Regions from separate parts of the Mus musculus genome. Here regions 1, 3, 4 and 5 are each linked to region 2. The links are chromatin loops, found by intact Hi-C in ENCODE. Cell type or tissue: heart. All regions are shown on one strand. Region 1 has its middle 44 kb from the start of Gm26239. Region 2 overlaps 4933408J17Rik (RIKEN cDNA 4933408J17 gene). Region 3 has its middle 29 kb from the start of Gm26239. Region 4 has its middle 5.8 kb from the start of Gm26239. Region 5 overlaps Fgd6 (FYVE, RhoGEF and PH domain containing 6).

Evidence for each region. Peaks named below come from ENCODE experiments on the same cell type or tissue, not always from the same donor. Only the 100,000 strongest peaks of a DNase experiment are listed, where the experiment ranks them.
Region 1: it touches region 2 in a loop (4-fold over the local background); 24 of 42 quality-filtered maps call a loop at or near these places.
Region 3: a loop joins it to region 2, with 7 times the contacts of the local background. A loop is called at or near these places in 24 of 42 quality-filtered maps.
Region 4: it touches region 2 in a loop (6-fold over the local background); 20 of 42 quality-filtered maps call a loop at or near these places.
Region 5: a loop joins it to region 2, with 2.4 times the contacts of the local background. A loop is called at or near these places in 2 of 42 quality-filtered maps.

What each region holds. Positions count from the first base shown.
Region 1 is chr10:93,761,132-93,766,131 of GRCm38, reverse strand. No RefSeq gene overlaps it. Among named protein-coding and RNA genes, the nearest start is that of Gm26239, 44 kb to the left of the region's middle. In heart, a CTCF peak has its summit at 2,855 (motif pointing right); no DNase peak of the experiment used is centred here; H3K27me3 peaks cover 518 bases.
Region 2 is chr10:93,591,027-93,596,026 of GRCm38, reverse strand. It overlaps 4933408J17Rik (RIKEN cDNA 4933408J17 gene), which reads right to left. Exons shown (of 4, transcript NR_045810.1): 2 at 1-217. Among named protein-coding and RNA genes, the nearest start is that of Snrpf, 3.9 kb to the right of the region's middle. In heart, CTCF peaks have their summits at 1,943 (motif pointing left), 3,265 (motif pointing right) and 3,465 (motif pointing right); a DNase peak (open chromatin) is centred at 1,896; H3K4me3 peaks cover 759 bases; H3K27ac peaks cover 316 bases; H3K27me3 peaks cover 600 bases.
Region 3 is chr10:93,775,398-93,780,397 of GRCm38, reverse strand. It overlaps the pseudogene Gm3571. Among named protein-coding and RNA genes, the nearest start is that of Gm26239, 29 kb to the left of the region's middle. In heart, a CTCF peak has its summit at 2,800 (motif pointing right); no DNase peak of the experiment used is centred here; H3K27me3 peaks cover 1,107 bases.
Region 4 is chr10:93,810,592-93,815,591 of GRCm38, reverse strand. No RefSeq gene overlaps it. Among named protein-coding and RNA genes, the nearest start is that of Gm26239, 5.8 kb to the right of the region's middle. In heart, CTCF peaks have their summits at 1,552 and 2,361 (motif pointing right); no DNase peak of the experiment used is centred here; H3K27me3 peaks cover 315 bases.
Region 5 is chr10:94,113,552-94,118,551 of GRCm38, reverse strand. The region is part of intron 8 of Fgd6 (FYVE, RhoGEF and PH domain containing 6); the gene reads right to left. Among named protein-coding and RNA genes, the nearest start is that of Nr2c1, 32 kb to the left of the region's middle. In heart, a CTCF peak has its summit at 2,090 (motif pointing right); a DNase peak (open chromatin) is centred at 2,071; H3K4me3 peaks cover 349 bases; H3K27ac peaks cover 1,841 bases.

The sequences.
Region 1 (5,000 bases), 170 kb before region 2:
GTGGGCACAGGTCACGGGTTCTGTCTTAGTTGCTTTTCTCTGTAGACCAGGTTGACCTTGAACTCAGAGATCCGTCTGCCTCGGCTTCCCAAATGAAGGGATCAAAGGCGTGCACCACCGCTCCCTGGCTTTTCTTGGTTACTTTCTATTGCTGTGACAAGACACCATGACCAAGGCAACTAATAGACTGTTAATTGATGTACGTTGAAGGAACAAAGGCATGGCAGCCACAGCTGAGAGCTTACATCTTGATCTATAGGCAGGAGGCAAAGAGTGTGTGTGTGGGGGGGCGTGGACAAGGGGGTGTGTTAGGGGGAATGGTTTGAGTCTTTTGAAGCCTAAAAGCCCACCCCATGTAACATACTTCTTCCAACAAGGCCACACCTCCTGAAATTTCCCAAACAGGTCCACCAGCCAGAGACCAAGTATTCAAACATTTGAGCCCACGAGGACCATTCTCATTCAAACCACCACAGGCTGGGTTCCTTTATCGGCAAACCTCAGTGGGTTTTAGGTATGCTTTGGAACTGAGATGTCTGTATTTGTAAACATGCTCTTGTTTCATCTACAGGGGAGAGTAGGAGCTGGTGTCATGGAGCAAAGGCTATAATAACATAAAGGGATGTATGACTGAGGGAGAGTCGGTGAGCCCATTTCCTCCCTCGGGGACCCAAAGGATTGTGTGTAAGTGACAGCTTTGAGTGTGTGTATGCAAATTTGTCTGGATACCTTATTAATTTGTTAATTCAAAAGTTATTACCTTCATTTATATTTGTGTGCACATGTGTGTGTGCATGCCTGTATGTGTATGCACATATATGTGTGTGTTTTGTGTGTATGCACATGCCACAGTGCATGTGTGGGACTCCCAGGTTTAGGACTCAGTACCCTCTGAGCCATTGTTTTTGCCTCCTATAGTTTCTGTAGGGCCATAAGTGAGTTTCATTTAAAAGGATTCTCTTGGTGGTTCATGAGTCTAAACCTCAGCGTTTGGGGTAGTAAGAGAATCGAGAGTCCAAGATACCCAGTGAATATGAGGGCAGACTGGACTGCATGAGTCCCTGTTTTCAAAAGGCAAAATTAAGTTGGCTAAAAAAAAAAAAAAAGATTCTCTAGGAAAGTTATGAGACACTATGTCGAGTTACAGTGTGACAGAGGTATGGCAGAGTAACCCTAAGAAAGCCTACCAGGAGGTTAGTAATGAACTGTGAGGGCAGCAAAGATATTAGTGGGCAGAAGCTTTGCAGCTCAGCACAGCCATGGCTGAAGAGGACAGTGTGACATGCCAGACAAGAGACTCTGGTTCCTGCCAGGCAACAGCAATAACGTCTGGCTATCGCACTCCAAATAAAATCTATAATGAAATGGTCAGAGGGCAAAGACCAGGGCTAACGCAGTTCCTGAAGATGCCTGATGTCCCACAAAGTAAAGGCAGAGTAGAGACACTGGATAAAGGGGGACATAGTTTCCGTGATAGAGATGCAGTGCTGGGGGAAAGACTTCCAGCCAACAGCCTTGGGAAAAGGAGAGCCTGTTGAGTTCAGGGAGACAAATATTTACGGAGCGAGCGTGAGACGGGAGAATGAGTAGCTTCCCACTTTACCAAATCCTATCCTTTGTTAAAAGCAAAATGGAGACAGAGCAGAATTCTGTGTGTGCGTGCATGTGTGTGTTTGACTTGACCACTGAAACTATTTCTCCCCAGACTTCCTCCATTTTTCCAGTTAGCCAGACAACTGTCAGACAACAGGAAAAGAGCATACATAGCAACCAAAGAGGTATGTGTTATAGGAAAAAAAAAAAACCCATGGTTCTAGGAAATCAAAGAAAATCCTAGAATAGATCTAATAATGGCTTCTCAATTTTAATTATAGCTCACATCAAGAAACCTTCACATTCTAGAAACACTACCTGCTCATCTTTCTGAAGATCTCTCAGAAGCTCAGGCGTGAGAATGTAGGGGGTGGGGGGAAATCCAAAGTAAATTACTATGTAACAGTACTACTGAGATTTCATTATATGAGACACATATTGGCATATTTCCTTTATTTTTTTAATTTTTAATTTTTTTGTGGGGGGGGGGTCAAGACAGGGTTTCTCTGTATAGCCCTGGCTGTTCTGGAACTCACTCCATAGACCAGGCTGGCGGCGAACTCAGAAATCTCCCTGCCTCTGCCTCCCAAGTGCTGGGATTAAAGGCGTGCACCACCACCGCCTGACCGGCATATTTCCTTTAGACGTCTTGGAAATGGTACAAAATGAGCCATATTGTGGATGTGGTTATCGCTTGTTCACAACGTCTTGTCATTTCAGTCCCAAGCTAGAGTCACTAAAAGGACCAAAAGAGCTATTCAGTAGGACCAACATTTGAATTAAGTGCGAAGCCCCTCAGATGTGCTGGAAATGAGGAGGTTCATGGGAGCAAGAACAAAGCCTATGCCAGCTGGTGAGGACTGTTAGCATGTTCTAAATTCATCAATTTGTGCTGGGTTGTGACCAAGTCTGCAAGAGTATACAAAGGTGGGGCGGGGGAGCAGAGCTGCAGGGGACAAGGCTGGGAAGAACCTCACACCACCAAGCTGCTCAAACTGGTTAGACCTTCGTTTCCCACTGAGTGTTGTCCGTGAGTAGAAATGTTTTCCTATGTGGCAACAGACGGGATATGATACTTCTACTCCCGCTAAGTGAGTATGCTGAGCTGGGGAGTAGGGCAAAGCATTATCATAAATCTACTGAAGCCAGCCGGGCCAAGAAGTGGGAAGCAAGGTGCCAGTAACTACAAGCATCCTGTTTAGTGTAAAGGAACTGATGTTTATGGGTGGCGGATTTTTTTGTCTGCATGCAGTACTCGTGGTGGCCAGGAGAGGGCATTGAATCACAGGGATCTACAGGCATGGAGGCTTGTGAGCGATTCTGGGTACTGGGAATGGAATCCAGGTTCTCTGGAAGAGAAACCAGTGCTCTTAACCACTGAGCCATCCCTTCAGCCAGACAGTTTCCTTTTGAAATATTCTCCTCTTCTGTTCCTTTCATATTCCCTTACTTATTCTCCAGTTCTATTTGTTACTCTCTCCAATTATGTATATGTATATGTATATGTATATGTATATGTATATGTATATGTATATGTATATGTATATGTATATGTATATGTATATGTATATGTATATGTATATGTATATGTATATGTATATGTATATGTATATGTATATGTATATGTATATGTATATGTATATGTATATGTATATGTATATGTATATGTATATGTATATGTATATGTATATGTATATGTATATGTATATGTATATGTATATGTATATGTATATGTATATGTATATGTATATATGTATAATGTATAATGTATATGTAGTATGTATATGATGTATATGAAGTATGTATATGTATATGTAGTATGTATATGAAGTATGTATATGAGTGATATATCTGCATGTATGCCTGTGTGCCAGAGGAGGGCATCAGATGCCCTTATAGATTGTTGAGAGCCACCATGTGGTTGCTAGGAATTGAACTCAGGACCTCTGGAAGGATAGCCAGTGTTCTTAACCACTGAGCCATCTCTCCAGGCCCCATCTCCTTTTTCCCATCTCCTTTTTTTTTTTTTTTCTTCTTGGCTTTTTAGAGTGTTTTGCTACATATCCCCAGTTGGCCCAAACTCTTGATCCTCCTGCCTCTGCCTCCAGTGTGCTTGCATTACAGGGATGGCTGAGTCTCTGGCTTACTTGGCACACTTTCTGCTAGGGTTTTTGTGTCCCAGTTGATGGACAAATACTGACATGCCTTAGACATTTAGTCAAGGCCCAGTTACTCTTTACCTACATCCTTGTCCTGGTGATCTTCTCTGTGGTAGCCTCCATTGTTAACCCTGGTTTCATTCCTCTTGCTTCTTATTCAGGTTTGATACTGGCAAAGCATACTTCTCCTGCCCTGGACTTGGGACTTGAGACTGGGCATGTATAATAGTTTAGTTAGTGATCTATTGGCAGAGTTAAAGATGCATCATGATCTTAGATAGGATCTCCCATACTTCCTCTTGCTCTCTTGGTACAGTGCCGTGGGCCTGGCCTGGAAGGACTGTGGAAAACTAGGAGGATAGGAGCCATACAGAATAGAGATGCTCGCTTGACTTGCAGATAGAGACAGAGATGCCTAGCTAGAATGTCAATGTCAGATGCAGGCACAGACTCTCGTGGTCTTAAGGCATTGTCAAGGTTTGTATATGCTTGGCCCAGGGAGTGGCACTATTTAGAGGTGTGGCCTTATTGGAGTAGGTGTGTCATTATAGGTGTGGGCTATAAGACCCTTGTCCTAGCTGCCTGGAAGCCAGTCTTCTAGCAGTCTTCAGATGAAGATGTAGAACTCTCAGGTCCTCCTGCACCATGCCTGTCTGGATGCTGCCATGTTCCCACCTTGATGATAATGGACTGAACCTCTGAACCTGTAAGCCAGCCCCAATTAAATGTTATCTTTATAAGAGATGCCTTGGTCATGGTGTCTGTTCACAACAACTAAACCCTAACTAAGACAGGCACTGAGGATTGTCTATGCAGCAACAGCAAACCATCACACCATCTGTTTGTTTGGACTTCCAAATATAGGGCCTTAGCTTTGGCCTGGCCCTCTTTGCCTTTCAGACTTGTATATTCTGTTGAGTACTTGGCTTCTCCATTCCGCATCTAAGACACATTTCAAACTGAAACATAAAGAGTAGTAATAGATACTTTTTAAAAATCAAGAGACGACTATTTTTATCCCTAAAGCTGCCTTCTCCCGTCTAAGTAAACTATATAATCATCCTCCTACTTGTTCAAACCCCAAACAGAAGGCACTCCCGATTCTCCTTTCTGTCTCCGTTTATATTTAGTCTGCGACCGAGCCCTGTGGGGCTCCCCGTGAACTATTCAGAACACAGCCACTGTCCTCTGCCTTGTGTAGCGTCTCTGACTTGGAACACTTCAATACCCCCTTTGTCAAAGTGTTGT
Region 2 (5,000 bases):
AACTGCAAGTCCTTGGAGAGAGGCAAGAAGAAGCCACCAGGCCTGGCCAGCTCATTGCCAAGACACCCACAGGGATCTAGAAGGGTCATTCAGCAGACATTCCTGTTTGTCTTGTCACAATCAGTCAACGTGCATCAGGAAACAGTTCATGTATCATTCCTTCCTCTTGGAACTTTTATGTATAGCCCTTATAATGACCGGGACAAGGCAGATGGCACTGTGGGAATAACACGTGTTGAATAAATAGAGAATTGAAGAAGAAAAACAGCTTCTTTTAGTGTTTTAAAATATGAATGCCTATACACCTTTAATCCCAGCACTTGGGAGGCAGAGGCAGGTGAGTTTCAAGGCCAGCCTAATCTACAGTGAGTTTGCATAGAGCCAAGGTTTCACAGAGAAACCCTGTCTTGAAACAACAAACGAACAAGCAAGCAAGTAAACACACACCACACAGAGAAACTCTGGCTTGAAAAAAAAAAAAAACCCAAGTAAATGATAAATAAATATGCTTCAACTGACTAAATCTGTCTAGACCCGTGGTTCAAAACCTGTGGATTACAACTCCACAGGGTCACATATCAGATATCCTGCACATCAGATATTTACATTACGATTCATAACAGTAGCATAATTACAGTTATGAAGTAGCAACAAAAATAATTTCATGGTTGGGGGGTCGCCACAACATGAGGAAATGCATTAAAGGGCCCCAGCATTAAAAAGGCTGAGAACTACTGCTTTAGACTTTGGGAGAGAGAAAGTGTTGCTAGCCTATTTTTATGAATGAGGAACTCAGTCAGAAAGCTCAGAGCCAAGGGTCTGGGATGCTACACTTAACCATGACATTCATCCACCTTCAATAGGACAGAGGTATGCACGCTTCTGAAAGACTCACACAGACGTGCATGGAGGAATAGGAAACAAATGTGCACGTATTTAATATTTCCAGACTCGTATTGAAAGTGGTAAAACAAGACACAACCTGAATGCTCAACAAGTAAGGTATAATCCTCATATAGATATTATTCAACCATTAAAATATGGCTATACCACGGGAGGGAGTGTAATCTAGCACCCGGAAGGCCACGGCAAGAATTTGATGCCATTCTGGGAGATGTACACAGAGAGAGGAGAGCTAGGATTGGGGGTGGGGAGAATATTCTGCTACGTGTTGGGGATTGCCTAGTACCAGGCACAAAGGAGTACATTAACAAAATCTCCGAAGCGGAATTCAGTATTAAAACAAGATACATTGTAATTGTGTAGTGCTGGTATAACAGAATTCAAGACTAGAATTCATGCCAGTTCAGATAGATAATGTCCCTTGGTGGATTAGGGAGTGCAGTTGGTAAAGTGCCTCACAAACTTGAAGCCCAGAGTTTGATGTCCAGACCCCATATGCAAATATTAGGCGGTGGGCGGCTCAAGTTTGGAATCCCAGAGGTGAGGTGGCTCATAGAAACAAAACAATGGAGGTAAAAATGGGACGAATTTCCCAGGCAAGGAAATCGGGGCGAGGAAGGGATCGCTAGATGGAGAGAATATCGTGAGGTGGAGGTGTACTAAGAGAAGGGCTTGTGGTCGGAGAGTAGACTGTTCGGGTCGGCGGGAGGAAGCGCTAGAACAGCTGTTTCAGGATGCTGGCATTGGGTGGCCAGCGGGATTACTAAGCACCAACATCCGGACCTCCATCCTCATTTTGTTTTGTAGTCCGGAAGATGAGAGATAGCTGCGGCAAGAGGTGAAGATGAAGAACTAGAGTAGAAAGCTTCAGTTTTGAAAATTGTATTCACTGGAGACATTTGAGGTGAGGAGACCGTGTGGTGCGGGGCATTGTGGGAGAACTCACATGGTGCTGCTGCGCACCGCAGGTTCTCAGTTGGGCGGTTACGTAATCGATATCCAGTATCATTTTACTCCAAACTCAGCACCGCCACCGTGTGGAAACACGACAGAGAACCCAACTGAGTTTAAGGTCGGTTTAACAGCTAAGTGGTTCGGGATCTCTTTACTACCAAAGATTTGTGTTAGTTATCATCGTCTTCCTAAACTCAATCTGTAACTTGGAAAATAAAAACAATTTATTGGTAATTTGTTCTCCCATTTTTATAAATCAGGTAAGTGCTACTCAAAACTTCTGACCAGACCTATAGTTTTTATTCCAATAAAAAGCAAAGAAGTGTCAGGAGTGTATACAGACTCTATTAAAATAAATGCACAGTGTGCAAGCTTTTTGCTTGTTAAGAATGAAAATAGGTTTGAAGCTTTCAATACTACCAGCAAAGTGAGTCAGGCTCAGGGTCTTTGATATATATAAAATCTCCTGTCTGTGTTAAGACAACTGAATCCTATAGGAAATACCTGGCATCTGTTTTTCGAAAGAGGGAAAGAAGCTGCTGCTAGCAACTACTAAATAGGTTGGGGACACTGCTAAACAGTGCACAACAATCACAATAAGAATCTTTAGGGGGAGACAGGGAGGGCTCACCAGAAATCTTCAGCACCCATGTGAAAAGCCAGGTATGGCTGTGCAGGCCTGTAACCCCAGGGCTGCGGAAACTGGAGGACCACTGCATCTTCCTGGCCCCCTAGCCTAGCTCCCAGCTCAGTGAGGGACTCTGTCTCAAAGGAATAGGTAGAGAGTGACAGAGCAGGATTCCCAAATGACCTTTTTCTTGTCTCCATGTACTTGTACCCACACATACACGTGTATCTCAGCCCATAACACACACACACACCTAATCCCATAACACACACACACACACACCTAAACCCATAATACATACACACACATACACAAACACCTAAACCCATAACACAGACACATACACACACTTCACAAACATATCTCTAAACCCATAACACACATGTGTACATACACACGTGTGTGTGCACTCACAAGTATACACACATGGGTACACACACGTGGGTACATACACATGGATACACACACACAAATACATAACTACCTGGTGCAAAATAATACAAAAAGGTTGAAAACCATGATCTAGTCTAACCGTTCCACTCTGTGAGTGAATCAAATGAGATTTTGAGGAGTGAGATGACTTCTTAGTTTTTAGTTTATTAACCAGTATCTGTAAGGGTTCCGGAGACACAGCATACAAAAATGTATGCAAGACTTGAGTGGGTATTTCTTCAGAGAACCACCGCACCAATGGCCAGCAAGCACGCGAAGGGATGCAGCATCGTTAGTCATTGGGCTAACGTGAGTCAAAACCACAAGTGCTCTACCACCTCAAACTGGAAGATGGCTCAGACTGGTGCTCACACATCCAGCTGGTGGCGCTACGGAGAGGTGACTGGATAGCAAGGAAGGGTTTCTCAGTATAGCCCTGGCTGTCCTGTAGACCAGGCTGGCCTCGAACTCAGAAATCTGCCTGCCTCTGCCTCTGCCTCCCAAGTGCTGGGATTAAAGGTGTGCGCCACCACCGCCCAGCAGAGGGTGCTCATCTTACACTGGTGACTTCACAGTTGAATGGGCTCCCAGGAGGCAGCCCAGTCCAGTATGGGATCCCAGCGCTTGAGCAGGACAGGAAAGGTATGCGCACGGGAGATGGCCCAGTGTGGGAAGCTACTACTTGAAGTGGCGCTGCTGATCATGCTGGTCAAGGGCTCTACGTACAGGAACTAGATCCTTGAGATCATGCCTTGGAACAGTGTATTTTGTCCCTAGCACCGTCTATATCTCTCAGCTTCATGGCTGGCATGAGATGGTCTTTCACCATATACTCTTGGCATCATGAAGTTCTGCCTGACGGCAGAGGCCAAAAGGGACGAAACAGGCTGATTGTGGACTGAAATCCTGAAAGCTGGGAGCCAAAAGAAAAAAGTGCTCTGTGCTTTAAAAGTTTAAAAGCCACAGCGACAGTCTCATGTCCTATTACGTACTTTATAACGGTGTTCTTTCAAATCTTCTGCTCCCTCACACACTGCTTTTTCTATGACCTTTGCATACAAGCACAGTATGTGTCACCTCAGGTCTTCTCAGTTTTGTCTGGCTCCTAGATCTTGGTTACAAACGGGACAGCCCGAATCCTCTGCAGTGACCGGCTTATTCAGTGTGGTCTCAAGTTCTGCCACCTGAACCTGACCCCAGAGGCTCCTTCTGCCACATCTAGGCACTCCTGTTAAACTATTAAACTGGGATCTGATTTTCGAGTTGCCACCTTAGTAAGGAGGTGGGAACTCTCCAGGGGACATTAGGAGGCAGGAGGGGACTGATGTGCAGGCAAAGAAACCCCCCAATATCTCTCTCTCTCTCTCTCTCTCTCTCTCTCTCTCTCTCTCTCTCTCTCTGATGTTCTCCACTGCCTATTTCCACAAAGCCTGTGCAGATATGGTCACATAGCACTATGCAACTAGTTTTGTCTCTGTGAAGAAACACCAACAGACTCAAAACCATAAACCTTATAGCATATGTGTCTCCTTCGTCTCCCTTGTCTTTATGCCTCATTCACCACCCCGAGATTCTGTCTGCCCATAAAGTGTTCTCATTTAAATCGTTCTTTAGAGTAGTGGTTCTCAACCTTCCAAATTGCTTGTGACCCTTTAAGACAGTTCCTCATGTTGTGGAGACCCCCAGCCATAAAATTATTTTTGTTGCTCACCCCATAGCTGAAATCTTGCTATTATGAATATCTCATACGCAGTATATCTGATACATGACCCCTGGGAAAGGGCTACTCAACCCCCCTGCCCCCCAGGGGTGGTGACCTACAGGTTGAGATCTGTGCTTTAGAGTCTGTTTTCTAAAGATGATGGGGCTTAGAAGTTGAGGAACTACAGGTCAGAGGACCTGAAACACTGCTTCTTCTGGGTGCTTGGACTTGTAGAAATATTGTAGAAAATTTGAAACTTGTAACTGGTACATCCCCCAGTCTTGTAACTTTGGTTTCTCCCATAACCTGGGAGACAAATATTCTGTCTGTCTTGGTTTTATTACGTATCTCTCCTTGTGCATTTTACTCTTGGTCCTTTGC
Region 3 (5,000 bases), 180 kb before region 2:
GGCTGACTTTGAACTCGCAGCATTCTTTGCGTCTTGGCCGGGATGACAGGTGCATACCACCGCATCTGCCTCGGTTATATCCTTGATCCCCTAACAGTATGGGATTCAGCTTTCTATAAAGGTTCCCAACCACCTTGTAATCAAAGTAGCAGGGGGTGCATTAGAGGGATTCGCTCAATGAAAAAAAAAACATTTAAAAAGGTCTCATAAGAAGTAAATGATGGGATAAGTCAATCAAATGGACAGAGTGGAAGTTGGCTCCATTGATTTTGCTGTGCTTTTCTTACAAACCATCCAGTCAAGTAACCTACCATGGGACCACATCATTAGAGAAGCTTGTAGGGTAACGTTTATGAAGTTTCGTTAATCAGCAAATACAGCTTTTTCGGTAGTGCAGGGCAAGTGTAAGATGGTGTTTCTTTTATGAAAAGCTGGATGTTCTAGGAAAAAAAAAACAAACAAACAGGAATCTACACGGGCCTAGAAATGTTGTTAAAAGCAATGGGGTGGACAAACGCAGGAGACAGTAATGTGGAGAGTCCATGATCTTGTGAATTCTAGCTGCTGAAGCTGGATTCAAAGCTTCCAAAGAAAGCTGTCTGACTTCTTTTTTTTTTTTTTTTTTGTTGGACAATAATTTATTGAGACCCCTCCCTCCCAGCCTCTCCAATTCCGGGGTCACTTTCTCCGTTTGTAGATCTTGTTTGCAAGTTCCATGAAGATGGATGGGGGCAGGGGCGCAGAGCACTGCTCTATGAGACTCTTGAGGTGGTTGTAACTGTCTTCCTCATACTTGAAGAAAGCAGACTGCAGATCCAGCGCCTCATACAGTGCTTTCACCCGAGCCACTTTTTCTGGGTCCTTCTGCCCATAATTCTCCTCTAAGATCTGGCACTGTTGAGGAGAGGCTCGTAGCAGACACTGAACCACCAGCCAGCTGCATTTGTTGTCCTGGATGTCAGTGCCGACCTTTCCCGTCACACTGGGGTCTCCAAAGAGATCAAGGTAGTCGTCCTGGACCTGAAAGAACTCGCCCATCTCCATCAGGATCTTCAGGGCATTGGCGTGTTCCTTCTCCCCATCAATGCCTGCCATGTACATAGCGGCCGCAATAGGCAGGTAGAAAGAGTAGAAAGCTGTCTTGTACTTGACAATCGATTTGTACCTCTTTTCAGTGTATCTACCAAGATCCACATGGCCCTGGGGTGCTGTCATGAGGTCTAGAGTCTGCCTGATCTCTGTCTGATAGGAACTCTGCAGAAAGCTCCAGCAGGTTCAGGTAGTAGGGCTGCTCCCTGCAGTAGAACTTCAGCAAACGATAGATGGAGGCTTCCAGAAGCAGAGCGTCGTTGATGGCATCTAAGCCTATGCCTGGCTTCTGATACCAGCAGATCTGTCCCCGGCGAGTGAGGGAAGAGTCCATGATGTCATCTGACACAAGGAAGAAAGCCTGGAGCAGTTCTACACACCAGCCCACTGTCAGGGCCTGCTGAAGACTCTCAGCATCCTGTTTCTTCGGCTCTACCAGCTCCTGGAAGGCTTGTACCACAGTCAAACCCCGGTTGTACTTGCCTCCTAAGGCATTGTACTCTAGGACCTCCTTGAGCCGGGCAATAGCATCCCCTATCTCTGGGTGTCCCAGCTCCTTCTCAGTCAGCACCTTGACGATCTGGGAGAAGTGCTGGATGAAATTCTGCTTTTCTTGGTTATAAGCATCCAATTTCTGGTTCCCATTCATTCTGACAGAGGAGCTAAATGCTCTGTTCTTCAACTCGGATTCTCCCGGGCAGCTGTCTGACTTCTGACTTATGTACTCAGCTAAGAAAAAGAACAACAGCAACAACAACACTACTCCAAATACAGAAAACACTTGGCCCATGCTTTCATTTCCCTAGAAACTGTTCCGTTGGTCTTAAAGGAGTTGAAGCAGTCCAGCAAACTTTTGGCCAAATGCAGTGTCACCATTAGATTCTGTATATCACACTTCCCAAAACAAGTGTCATGGAAGCTTTTGTAAGAGTAGCTTAGCATAGTAGGGCAGAATATACGTGTATACCCACGCATCCGTTATTTAGCTATTTCAGTGAATGCTTACTACACTGTCCTTTTTTGAAAAAAGTCCACAAGAACATTGGGTTGTATTGATCATCATCTGTTTGATAGTTGATAGTATTTAAAGATTTCAAAATAATTCTTTTTCATGAATGGATCAAGGTTGTTCTGTTTCAGATATTGCTTCTTCTTTCTCCTCCTCCTCATTTACATATTTATTTGTTTGTTCATCTACCCACCCACTCATTCATCCATCCATTTATCCATCCATCCATCCATCCATCCATCCATCCATCCATCCATCCATCCATCCATCCATCCACCTATCCATCCACCTATCCATCCATCCATGCACCCACCCACTCACCTATCCATCCATCCATCCATCCATGCACCCACCTACCCACCTATCTATCCATCCAGGCACCCACCCACTCACCTATCCAACCATCATCCATTCATCCATCCATCCAACCAACTATCTTTATTTTTGTCAGAGTCTCCTGTAGGGAGACTGGTCTTGAACCCCTAATTCTCTTGTGCCACCCTCCCCCCCCCACCCCCCGATGTTCAAGGTTTTGGGCTCAATGCTTGCCTTTTCTTGTGTAGTTTTGTTATTTCTCTGTACTTTAGGAAGGAGATGTAATAGCTATTATCTTTATTTTACTCTTCCTGGATGTTTGATTACTAGCCTCTGCCCTCAATATCCCTAATAATTTAGGGCAGGCAAACCAGCATGGCCTCCAGAGGGCGCTGGAGTCTCTGTGAAAACTCCCAAGTGGCCTAAGTTACCGAGACAGGCAGGTTGGAGGATTCCTGATTGGCATCCTAAGCTCTGCTCTGTCTCTTGAGTGTCAACTCCAGGGTTAGAGTCCCTGTTTCGTCCTTGGGGATATTACTGCCCCGCTGGACCTTGTCGGCAAGAGGGTGATGGTGGATCAGAACGCTTTCCTGAACGAACCTTTTCTCAGGATCCTAGCAATAGTGAGGCTCAGCTCTGTTGCCCCAGGGAGGGTACAGGACCCCCAAGGCGGTCTGGGCTCAGGGACTGTGGCCCGAGACAGATCCCAGAACACTCTAAAGTAGTTTTAGGAAGCAAGCTTTGACATCATCGTTGGAAAATACCAGGGCTTCAACTTCTAGTCCCGAGTAAGTGAAAAGCTGTTTTAAATCAACTCAACTCAAGAAAGCCACTGCTGACCTTGTGCCCTCAACTTTGTGAACTAAGAAACGTTCATATGGAATAGCTGTCATTAATAAGGGCGAGCCAAAGGTTAGTAATGCCCAGGGGATGGCTTTCATTGTTCTGTAGTATTTGTTTCCCTTCTATGACATTCAGTGGCTAAGGGAACCACGTGGTTCTAGTATGTGGTCTGGGAGCCCATCACTAATGGCATTCTTGGAACAGCAGTTGGCCTTACCGAGAGAAATCCTTGTGGGGGGTTATAAAACGTCAAGGTTATAAACTTCATGGGGTTCTCAGGCCAAGGAGGAATTTTTATTAATTCTTTAAATGCAAATGCCCAGCAAAATCTCCACCTGTCACACCCCCTGCAGAGCTCCAGGTAGGAAAGAATTGCAACCTTCTCAGCTGGGGGCCAGGACTGGGGAAAACCTGATCGCTCAGAGAAGAGCTCTGCTGTCAAATAGTTCAGTGGAAAAGGCTGCTTTAGACCCAGTTCCTTCCCTCCAAGAACTGTATCAAACAGACGTAAAATAGAGGAATCCCTCTATCTCTCTAGCACTCCATGGTGGGACACGGTTCATAATGAAACCCACACGAACCCTGGCAGGCACCCAGGGTGGTAGGTAAATTGTTAACTATTTTCTGACGACAGTAAATTGTGTGTGATTTAAAGCAAAACCTCTTCACTTTAAATCTGTGCCTCACAGACTTATCTCAGATGTTCCTGCATACTCCCACCAAGAGTACAACTATCTGGTCTCCATTATTTTTTTTTGTATATAAGGAAGAAATGTCTAGCTATAGAAAAACAAATCGACATGTGCCAATCATCTTCATATTCTGACCGAGGACATATTGGGTTGTTTTCAAAGATCTGTCTGTCTTCTTATGATCAAGTCAGTATTGTACAAATTTCACATTTTATCATGTCCCTGTAAGCGGGCCTGTGTGCTTTTGTTTATAATGCATATAGAGAAAGCTGCAGGCTAAAGGAGCTATTCTGTACCAGTGTGTCCTAGTCTAAGGCAGTGGTTCTCAACCTTTGGGTCATGAACCCTAGGGCGGTTAAGTGACCCATTCATAGAGGTCACATATCAGATACTCTACATAGCAGATAGTTGCATTATGATTCATAAGTGTAGCAGAAAAATTACAGTTCTGAAGTAAGAATGAAATAATCTTATGGTTGGGAGCACCACAACACGAGAAAAGGTCCCAGCATTAGGAAGGCTCAGAACCACTAGTCTACAGGCTGAAGGTTCGCCACCCTATGTGTGTGCATTGTGCATTGTGTATAAACACATAAACATATGTTTGGTCAGTTTTTCTCTCCTCCTCCTCCTCCTCCTCTTCCTCCTCCTCCTTCTTGAAGTTCTATGTAACCCTGACTGGCCTGGAATTTGCTGGGCTCCTTCTGCGGGTGGCTCCTGAGTGCCGAGGTTATGGGTATGTACCACGAGAGGACACCCGAATAGCATCTCTTTTACTCACCTTTGAATCCTCAGTGTTTTACCTCGGTGCCCAAAGTAGACATTCCACAAGTAAGTAAGCAAAGGAATGCACATGCTTTTCTTTTTCAACGTATTTATTATTTACTTGCTTATTTGTGTGTGTCTGAAGACAACTCTGTGGGTAGGAGCTGGTTCCCTCCTTCCACCTGTAGTCTATCTGTTGTCTTGATGTTTACTCCAGGCTGAGTGGCCCACAAACTCCTACGAGACTCTCCACCTCCTCCTCCTCCTCTCCTCCTCTCCTCCTCCTC
Region 4 (5,000 bases), 220 kb before region 2:
AAAGAATAAAATCGCCATGGTCCTTCTATACTAAAAGGAAGGGGGAGATGTTGGGAGCAACCCTGTTTGAATGTCAACTGCCTTGTCAGCCATAAGTGCTTGCTTACAAAGTCTTGGCCTTAGTGGAAAAGTACTAGCTTAGTTGAGATTTCTGTGGGAAAAGTTGAGGCCTCTGTAGGAAAATACTACCCCCAGTTAAGATCAAATAGCTATAGATCTTGTGGACAGGTACCTAGCAACCCACTCTGTTCTGTTCCTCCTGCAGAACTTTTTACCTAGCCAATATCCTGCTTTTGGGAACAGGTGCATTCCCCCCAGAAACAAAGCAATTCTGCGTCATCCCCTTCCTCATATTCTGCTTTGGTGGGCATAAAACCTGCCTAGAAAAAATAAAATTTGACAGCTTGATCAATCAGACTTGCCGTCCATCCTTTGTGTTTCTCGCCCCCCTTCTCTCCACAGGTGGTTCCTCCTACCCTGTTTGACTGTCCCTCAGGCCAAGACACACTAGGAGACCTCAAAGCCTGCCTACACAGTGACACATTTCCTCCAACAAGGCCACACTCCTAATAGTGCCACTTCCCATGGGTCAAGGATATTCAAACCACCACAGAGTGGATTGCTTTTCTGAGCTTTGGAGCATTGTGGAGAACATTTCATAGCTTTGCCAGTACCTCAAGCCTCAAAACAACATATCCAGAGTTGAATATTCCTTGTCTCTCTCTCCACAAACATTTTCTTCTTCCCCGGTTTTCTTGTGTTAGTGAATACCATACCCTAAATAGTTAATGCCCTCAACCCTTCCTTCTGTCCCATCCTTGCATTATTCTCTCTCTCTCTCTCTCTCTCTCTCTCTCTCTCTCTCTCTCTCTCTCTCTCTCTCTCTCTCTCTCTGTGTGTGTGTGTTTCTGTGTCTGCATGCACTTGTGCCATGGTGTGAATCTGGCAGTTATGTGCAGGAGTCAGTTCTCTTTTTAGTACGTGGGTTCTGGTGATCAAACTTAGGTCATCAGATTGGGAGCAAGTGCCTTTCCCTGCTGAGCCATCTTGCTAGTCCACCTGGGCCTCCTCTAAACTAGTACTTCAGATCTTCTCTCCTCTTACAAGCTGGGGTTGTAGGCATGCTCTAGGCATGGGTTGAAAGTTATCTGGAAACAAGCAAGCACAGTGATAGCTATAATCTTGGCCACACACAAGATAAGAGGACCATTTTATCTCAGAAAGTTGGAGATAGTAGCCTGGGCAATATTGGGAGACCTTGCCTTTTACAGTGGGGCATGGTGGTATATGCCTGCAGTTCCAGGACCAGGAAGACCAAAGGGGGGTTGGGGGTTGTGAGTTTGAGGCCAGTCTGGACTATGTATGCACAAGACCTTCCCTCAAAAACAACAACAAACAAACACCCTCAAAACAAAAACCTCCAAACAAACAAAATATACTTTAAAAAAAGAAGAAGATAACAGCAAAAGAATCAAAGATATCGGTCCCAAGTATATATGAGACCATAGGTTCAGCACTACTAAAAATGAAATACAGAAAACAAAAGCCAGGGGGCGTGATGACAGTCATCTGTGGTCTTGGGTGAGAACTATTAGTTCTTGTCTTTCCAGCTGTACCAAAAATGCCCCTCGAGAATTGAGTCCACAGCTGCGGCTTTGACAGTCAAGAACCCGGGGGTCTTGTTTAGCGAATAAGGGCTTACTGTTGCTCGTGAATAACAGCTCATATGGTGTTCATAATAGAACTGGCTGGGAGGCTGGCATTCAGGCGCAGTTCAGGGGTTAGCGGGTGCGAATGGCTTAATGAAAGATGACACTTCACAAAATACTTCAAGGCCAGCTGCTGGTGGAAGAAATCCATCTGGGAATTAGCCTCTTAGGAGTATAAAAGCTGGATTAGTTTAGATTGCCATAACCGAGTGACTCCAAAGTGGAGGGCTGCGTGATCGTCTAGTACGAAAGAAGTTATTTATTGCAGTTGTAGGTAAACGTACTTGAAGATGAACTGAGCCTGTTGTCTTGAATGTCAAGGTGATTTCTAATTACTCATCAAAAAGGTGGAGAAAACAGGTGGAGGAGATGACTCAGCAGGTAAAGGCATTTGCCTCCAAACCTGATGATCCAAGACACACACACACACATGAGAAAATGGTCTTGGTCTATCTTATACTGAAACACTGGCTTTTTCATTTTGTGTTCTGAGATAGTGTCTCAAGGAACCGAAGCTGGCCTGGATTTTTATGTATCTGACAAAGACCTTAAACTCTCGATCCTATTTGAATGCTGGGATTTCAGGAACTGGGTTTTTCCCTTGGAACTTTTCTGTGGAATTTCTTATTGTTAGAGCATTTGGCCACAAGGGGGCGACCAGGATCCATTCAGCGGCAAATCTGCCAGCTCACTGAGAAAGGGCAAGCGGTTAGAGTTGTTAATTTCAGTTTGCCTTGAAAACTGCTCAAAACGTTCGTTGCTAGATTCTGACTCCGAGTGAATAGACAAACGTTGAAAGGGGTTTGATGTGGGCTCCTGTTTCTTTTTTTCCCCCCTCTGAGTTTAGAGTCACAGTAGACTGTAGTTGCACCAGAGCTCTGCTGAGTCCTGTGCACAAAGCCATCTTTAGAGGATTGATGGTTGCTCTTTTAGAGCCTTACTGTCACTCCGCCTTTGTAATAATGATGCTGTGACACATAGTTGAAAATTCCTTCCTATAATATTCTGTCAGGATTTCAGTAGTTCACTCTTGGTATAAGGGTGTGAGAACCCAGAATTCTATAATTTTAGTCACCTTTGCCCTCCACCCCTTTTTTTTGATATGGGGTCACGTGAAGCTTAGGGTGGCCTCGTGCTCACTCAGGGTGTGGTAGAGGTTGGTCTTGATCTCCCTTCCTTTATTTCCAAAGTGCTGGTATTACAGTTGTGTGCCAACATGCCCAACCTTATCACCATCATCATCACCACCACCATCATTATCATCATCATCATCATAATCAATTTTTTGTTTCCTAATGCAAGTTAGAATGTAGGGATTCACACATGTTAAATAAATACTCTTCGACTGAGCTACATTCCCCAGTAACTTTTGGTCAACTCCTAGGTTTTATTCTTACCTGTGTAAGGGCAGGGGATGCGCAGACCAAAGGGATATTCAGTTTTGTTTGAATGGAGAAACAGAGGCAATCACAGTGGCTGCTCCAGGCATACAATATCGAGAAGGAACTAGTCACAGCCATCACAAGCCACTTAGCGAGATGACCACAGTTTGAGGGACGGCCAGAGATCTCACTGTTTTGGTCAAAGGTCCTACCATAGCATGTTTGAAGGCGTTGGCTGACAGATGGCCTTGGAATATAGCAGAGGCATAGAGACATGCTTATATTTATTGATGAAGCAGGAATTCTAGAGCTAGATAAGACATTTCCCTTCCCTTCCCTTGCTTTCTCCTACCTGTTTCTCCCCACCCTCCCCGACCGTCCTTGCTCCTTTTTTTTTTTTTCCTCCTTTTTTCAAGACAGGATTTCTCTGTGTAGCCCTGGGTGTCCTGAAACTCACTCTGTAGACCAGGCTGGCCTCTGAGTTAGAGATCCACCTGCCCCTGCCGCCTCCAGAGCTCTGGGATTGAAGGCATGCATCACTCCCCCACCCTCACCCCCGCATCTGGGATTAGAGGCCAGCGTCACTGCATATGTGAGGCATCTTCAATCATTCTGTCTCAACTCTCTCTCTCTCCAAATGAAAAGTGAAGATTTACATAGAACCATAAGTCTTGGGCTGGAGAGATGGCTCAGTGGGTAAGAGCACTGACTGTTCTTCTGAAGGTCCTGAGTTCAAGTTCCAGCAACCACATGGTGGCTCACAACCATCTGTAATGGGATCTGATGCCCTCTTCTGGTGTGTCTGAAGACAGCTACAGTGTACTTACATATAATAATAAATAAATATTAAAAAAAAAAAAAGAACCACAAGTCTCAGTTTCCTCCCACTTTTCCCTTTCTCTTGTTTTCTTTAAACAGAGCCTCGGTCTGCAGCCCTAGCCTGGTCTGGAAGCCACCATCAGACCAAAATGACCTCCCGACCTCACTTTATCTCTTGCCTCTGCCTCCCAAGCGAGCGCGCGCTGGGATTCTGGGTGTGGACTAGTGTCGTTTCAATGTGAAGCATCAGAGTAAACAAAAACAAACACTCCTGACCCCATTAAGTCCCACACTGCAGATCTGGTTGTATATATTTATTTACTTATTTTTTCATGTGTTCAACAATCAAACTTATACCCATTCAGTGGACTAGCCACTGAGCTGCAATTCCCACCATCTCTTTATGTTTTTGTTCTAAAGGTAGTTCAGGGAAAAAAAGAAATCAATAAAGAAAATTATATACGATTCCTCCCTGCCTTCCTTATCTTTGAGATTTAAAATGATATTTTCTTGTTTGTTTTTTTTTTCACTCATGGAAAAAAAATACAACATTTCTTGGGTTATGGAGTGCAATATTGGAAGCCATAACAAGTTATCAAATGGAAAAGAAACACAAGAGAAAGAAACTGCTTTCAAGGTTTGCTTCTGTGCACCCCCCTCAACCCCCAACCCCTGCCCTTGATTTCTCTTCTAAAACACAGCACTCATGACCTACTTTGTCTGGTACTCGGCTCCTCTGTTTGGTGGTTTGCCCCAGCATCAGAGTTGTAGAGGCTAGACTGACTTCTGACTTGCATGCACATTTTTTTTCCCCTCATTAATCCAGGGCACAGAACAGATGGCCTGGGTGCTGTTTTAGGCTAGAAGAATGTCCAAAATATGTGGGTGTGAATTTTGCCAAAGGGTCAGTTGAATTCGGAGCACAGACACCAGCCTGGAAGCAGGTCACATTTTAATGCAAAAAATGCACATTCATCAAGTCCTCGTGCTTTTCAAAGAGGCGACTGCCAGCTACGGGGAACACAAGGGAGAGGCCGGCATTCTGGTGGGACTACCTTGAACCAGGGCTCTTGGGTACCCTGACGGCTGG
Region 5 (5,000 bases), 520 kb before region 2:
CCCTGAGGCATGGCAAAGCTTCCGTCTTGCCAGGGGAAGTCACTAGAAATTTAGATCTGAAGGCATCCAAAACGCACAGGGAGGAAGGCATGCGGCTGATGATATATAAAAGAAATCACGAAGATTATTGAAATATTCTGCTTACACACTAAGCTTGACCTTCTCTCAGATTTAAAAAAAAAAAAATGCTTGTTAAGCCAGGCACAGTGGCTCATGCCTGCCACTCTAGCTCTTAGGAGCCTGAAGAAAAAGGGCTGTCTGGGGTCTAAGGCTACCCTCGATTACATGGTTGCGTTTCAGGCCAGCCTAAGCAACAGAAGGAGAGGCTCTGTCTCAGTAAGACAAGACAAGTTATTTTCACATTGACTCTACTCAGAATACATTCCATACATAAGCCATGTTTGATGAATCAGAGCTTAGCAAGCCTATGACTAAAAATGCTAGGGTCAAGACCCTATACAATGCTTCATGCCTGTAACTCCAGCACTTGGGAGGCGGGTGAATTCAAGGCTAACCTCCAGAACAGTGAGACATTGTCTCAAAAGCAAACAAAACAAATGTTAGGGTGGCCAGGAATTCATCCTTTAAAAACAACAACAACCAGTTAGTTAGTTGTATCTGTGTGAGGCACATGCATGCCACGATGAACATATGCAGGTCAGAAGACAAATTATAAGGGCCAATCTCTCTTTCTAGTATGAAGTTTTGGAACTGAACTCAGGTCATAAGGACTGGCAGTAAGTACCTTTCCCTCTGAGGCATCCTGCCACCCCAAGTTTCCTTTTTAATAGATATTCCTAACATCCAAGTGACTTCCCTTAAGCTTGTAGTTAGCTGAAGAGTCTTGATAGGAAAGCTGATTGACCTAAATGCCAGGCTCATGGCAAGTTCCTCTTCAGTTCTTGCTCATCTACATAGAAATATATTCCTAGAGAAGGAATTGCTCGTTTACCCAAGGAAAGCTTCCTGGAAGGCGTGTATTAGGAGAACCTGAACTCAGCTTCATTCGCCAGAGCCTGGTAAGCATTTAGGTTGCCTTCCTCTGGTTGGCTGTTTGGTTCGGACTAGTTAGTGTTCAAACTAGGCTGCTGGCCTACCAGCGTGAAGTTTTACAAACAGTTGAGTACAGTCACTACACAGAACATATACTAAAGGTGCTGCTACCACAAGCTATTTTTTAATGATTTATTTTTATTTCACGTGCATTGGTGTTTTGCCTGTATGAGTGTCTCTGTGAGGGCCTGGGATCCCCTGGAGACACAACAGACAGTTGTGAGCTGCCGTGTGAGTGTTGGGGATTGAACACCCGTCCTCTGGAAGAGCAGCCAGTGCTCTTGACAGCTGAGCCATCCCTCCAGCCCCGCTTCAACAAGCTAGTCATCAAGGAAGGAATGCTGCTAAGCTGGCCTTCTGCCAATTAAAAAAAAAAAAGTGACATCGGTGTCTACAATTCGACTTTGTAACTAACCTGCCAATCCGTCTACGGTCCCTTCAACAGTTATGAATCAGTCGGGGCCTCGGCAGCAGCCAGCGGAGGATGACTACTGAGAGAGAGTGAGTCAGGCAGCACTGAAACCTCCAGCTGCCCGTGACTGGCTACAGCCAGGGTGAAACCAGGAAGGGAGACCAGACAGACAACCTGCATCCTCATGGCCATTAGTTACCATCTCCTAATTAGGGCCTGGCCCTGTGGAAACCTTCACAGGAATCACGGGGCAGGAGATGATCCAGCTGCCAGGTTAGGCCTGTACCATCATGAGTTTCCTGCCCCGGCCTAAACTAATTAAGTATAAAGAGTTGTTTTTAAAAAAAAAGAAAAAGGAAAAAAAGAAACTGTTGCAAACCCCCATGAGACTATTGGTGCTCTTTTAAATCAAAACTAGGAAAGAAGAAAACCAGGAGTGGTGGTGCCTGCCTGTGACCTCAGCACTTGGAAGATGAAGATCATAAGTTGGAGACCTCATATTAAAAGCAGGGAGGGAGGGGGGAGGGAGGGAGGGGGGTCAGTCAGAGAGAGGTGTTTGGGGAGACAGAAATGAGAATTACTGGTATATAGACATCACGAAATGCACCTTTAGGCCACCAGGTGGTGCCATTGATTAATTAACTCTTGAGCACCCTGTCCCTTATCAGGAGCGTGAAACCATTGAAACACACCACAGGCAACCCCGAGGGATAGGAGAGCTACCTTTCTACTCACACAAGGCCCAAGGATTTGGGGGTGGGGGTGGGGTGGGGGTCCTAAAACACTCCATCTTCTTGAAGGTCTACATTTTCTACACCAGAGCTTCTAGTAAGCCTCACCCACTCTTAATTATCATCAACCAACTAAAAATAGAAACTACTCAGAGGTTAACCCTCAGTAAGTGTCAGTCATTGGCAGTACTCTAGAACTTACTGCCTCCAAAGGGCCAGAGTCCCGGACTGTGCTGAAAGTGGTTGGTGGCAGAGCACAGGAAATGAACTCTGGAGGAGGGTTGTTCCAGAGTCAAATGTTTCAAACTGAAGGACAAGGCTCGCTGTGTTAGTTCAGATTTCTTCTTTCCTCTATAATCTGCGATGAGTTTTGTGACACATGAAAGAACTGCAGGATCATGAGAGAGGACATCTATTCATGCAATGAGCCTGGCTTTACAAAGTCTCCAAGTTAGAAACCAGCAACTTGAAATTACCCTGGCCCTCCAAAGATCATGTCGTCTGAAATACGAAACAGAGGTCCACACGTCAGCAGTTTGGGAGAGACTCCTGCCGTTCTTTCTAAGGAATCAGAGGCTGAGATGTTTACTGGCTTTGGAAAGCCATTTGGCAACTGTTCTGCTAAAGGAGCGGAGCAATCAAATGACTCCTGACAGCATTCTGCTCATGGCTAGACAAGTGCCCTGCTCAGCCATCATCAGAGAAGCTCTCTCCTGCAGGGGATGCAAGCTAATAAAGAGAGCCACTAGTGGATGATATGCAGAGGGAGGAGAGGGAGGGGAAGGGGAAGAGGAAGGGGAAAAGGGAGGTGGGGAGACCTTAGAATACTCAATCCTCAAGTAGGAGGTCTCCATCAAATCCCTCCCTTCAGGGCTCAGGGAACTCTATAAGAGCCAGTGCAGATGGAAGGCACCAAGAAAGAAGACCTCTAGACCCAACAGGACTGATGCACATAGGACCTCAGAGGCTGTGGCAGCACACACAGGGCCCTTGCACAGGGCTGACACAGACAGGGTCCTGGGTGCTGGGGGTGGTGGTGGTGGTGGTGGTGGTTACAAGCTCCTACCCCTAGCCCAGAAGCCCAGGTTATTATCTCCAACTGATAACGGCTCACAAAGGAAGGCACACAGACTTCACTTAAGGGGCTGCCCCATGCCAAAAACAAAATAAACTCAATGGTATTTTTGGAGACAATTTTCTTTCTCTGGGCATTTTTTTGTTTTAACCTGATAGGTCTTTTGCTTACATACTACAGTTTCTGACTTTGAGTTTTATGGTATGTGTGTTTGTGTGTGTTTCGTGCTTTTTCTTTCTTTTCTTTTTTTTCTTTTCTGTTTGTTTTGTTTTACTCTAGCTTGTTTTTTTGAAGAGAGAAAAGAAGGCATGAAGTTGGGTGGATGGGGAAGATCTGGGCTGAGATCAAGGAGGGGAAAGAGTCATCAGAATATATTGCATACATTTTTTTTTCTGTTAAAGAAATTCTTACTTCCCTGCTCTAGTAATGTCCAGCCAAGGAACAACCTTGTAGCTTTTTTTTTCCAGTTCACTTTTATTTATCTTTTTTGACCCATTCATATTTATGGTGTTGGAGATCAAACCTAGGCTTCACATGTGTTAAGCAAGCATTTGACTACTAAGTCCCTATAGCACTTCTGGATATGAACAAGAATGGGGGTGGCTAGTACTATAGTATATGACAGCAATCCAGCTACTTAGGAGACTGAGACAGGAGGATTACAAAATTGAGGGACAATAACAACACCCTGTCTAGGGTAGGGACCAACCAAATTAGACTGAAAAACAAATAAACAATACACTATATAAAATAGTGTGAAACCTACTTTAATAAAATGCATTATAAGAAATTTGGTGAGTTGAATAATGAAGAAAATTTAAACCTTGACCATCTCTCTAAAATAACATATACAATATTTTTTAAATAGGTTTTCATGCAGCCCAACTTGTCCTTGAACTCCTGATCAATAAAGCTTCCACAAATATAGGTGTGTGCTACGCAGATGGATAGTCTCTCTCTCTCTCCCCCTCTCTCTCTTTCTTTCTAAAAAAGACAGTGTCTTGCTATGGAGCACAGGCTGGCCCTGAGCTTTCAATCTTCCTGCCTCAGCTTCCTGAGTGCTGGGATTATAGCTATCACTTTCGGCATGAGCACAATTTTGGATTGTTTCCTTCTGGCTTTATAAATGCCTGGTGTGTCTTGGCAATCTATTGCCTGACAGTAGTCTTAAATCTATTGTCCAGGCACAGTAGATGCTATGAGCAGCATCTTATCTCACTCCTGAAAGTTAACAGATTTGGATAAAAGGTGTAATCGTTTTAATTCTAATGCAGATCACTGTCTTGATAATCTGTCCTTTTTTTCATATTTCAAATTGCTTTTGGGGGAAAATCACTATGAAAAATTAAGATTTTGAAAAGCAATCTCAAAAGGCTGGCCATAGACTTGGTTGACCTTGAACTCGTGACCTTCCCTCTCCCACCTCCCAGGTGCTGGTATTAGGAGAAAATGCACACACTTCTCTAAAGATGCTTCTAGCAACTTAGGACTTCTAGTCTGCTGTCCGCTACACGTCCAGTCCACTCCACACGGAAGAGCAGAACCAGCTCTGCCCCCATAACCATCAAACGTAGACGGTTTCTATTCAAATGCATTCCCAGTTATACTGAGCATACAGATCGGAGCCATCTTCAGCCTGGACTAATTCTGTGAATATGTACTAGGGAAAGTGTGTCCTTTGGGTGGACATTTAGGGAGAATCCCCTAATACCATAACTGGGAGTATGTA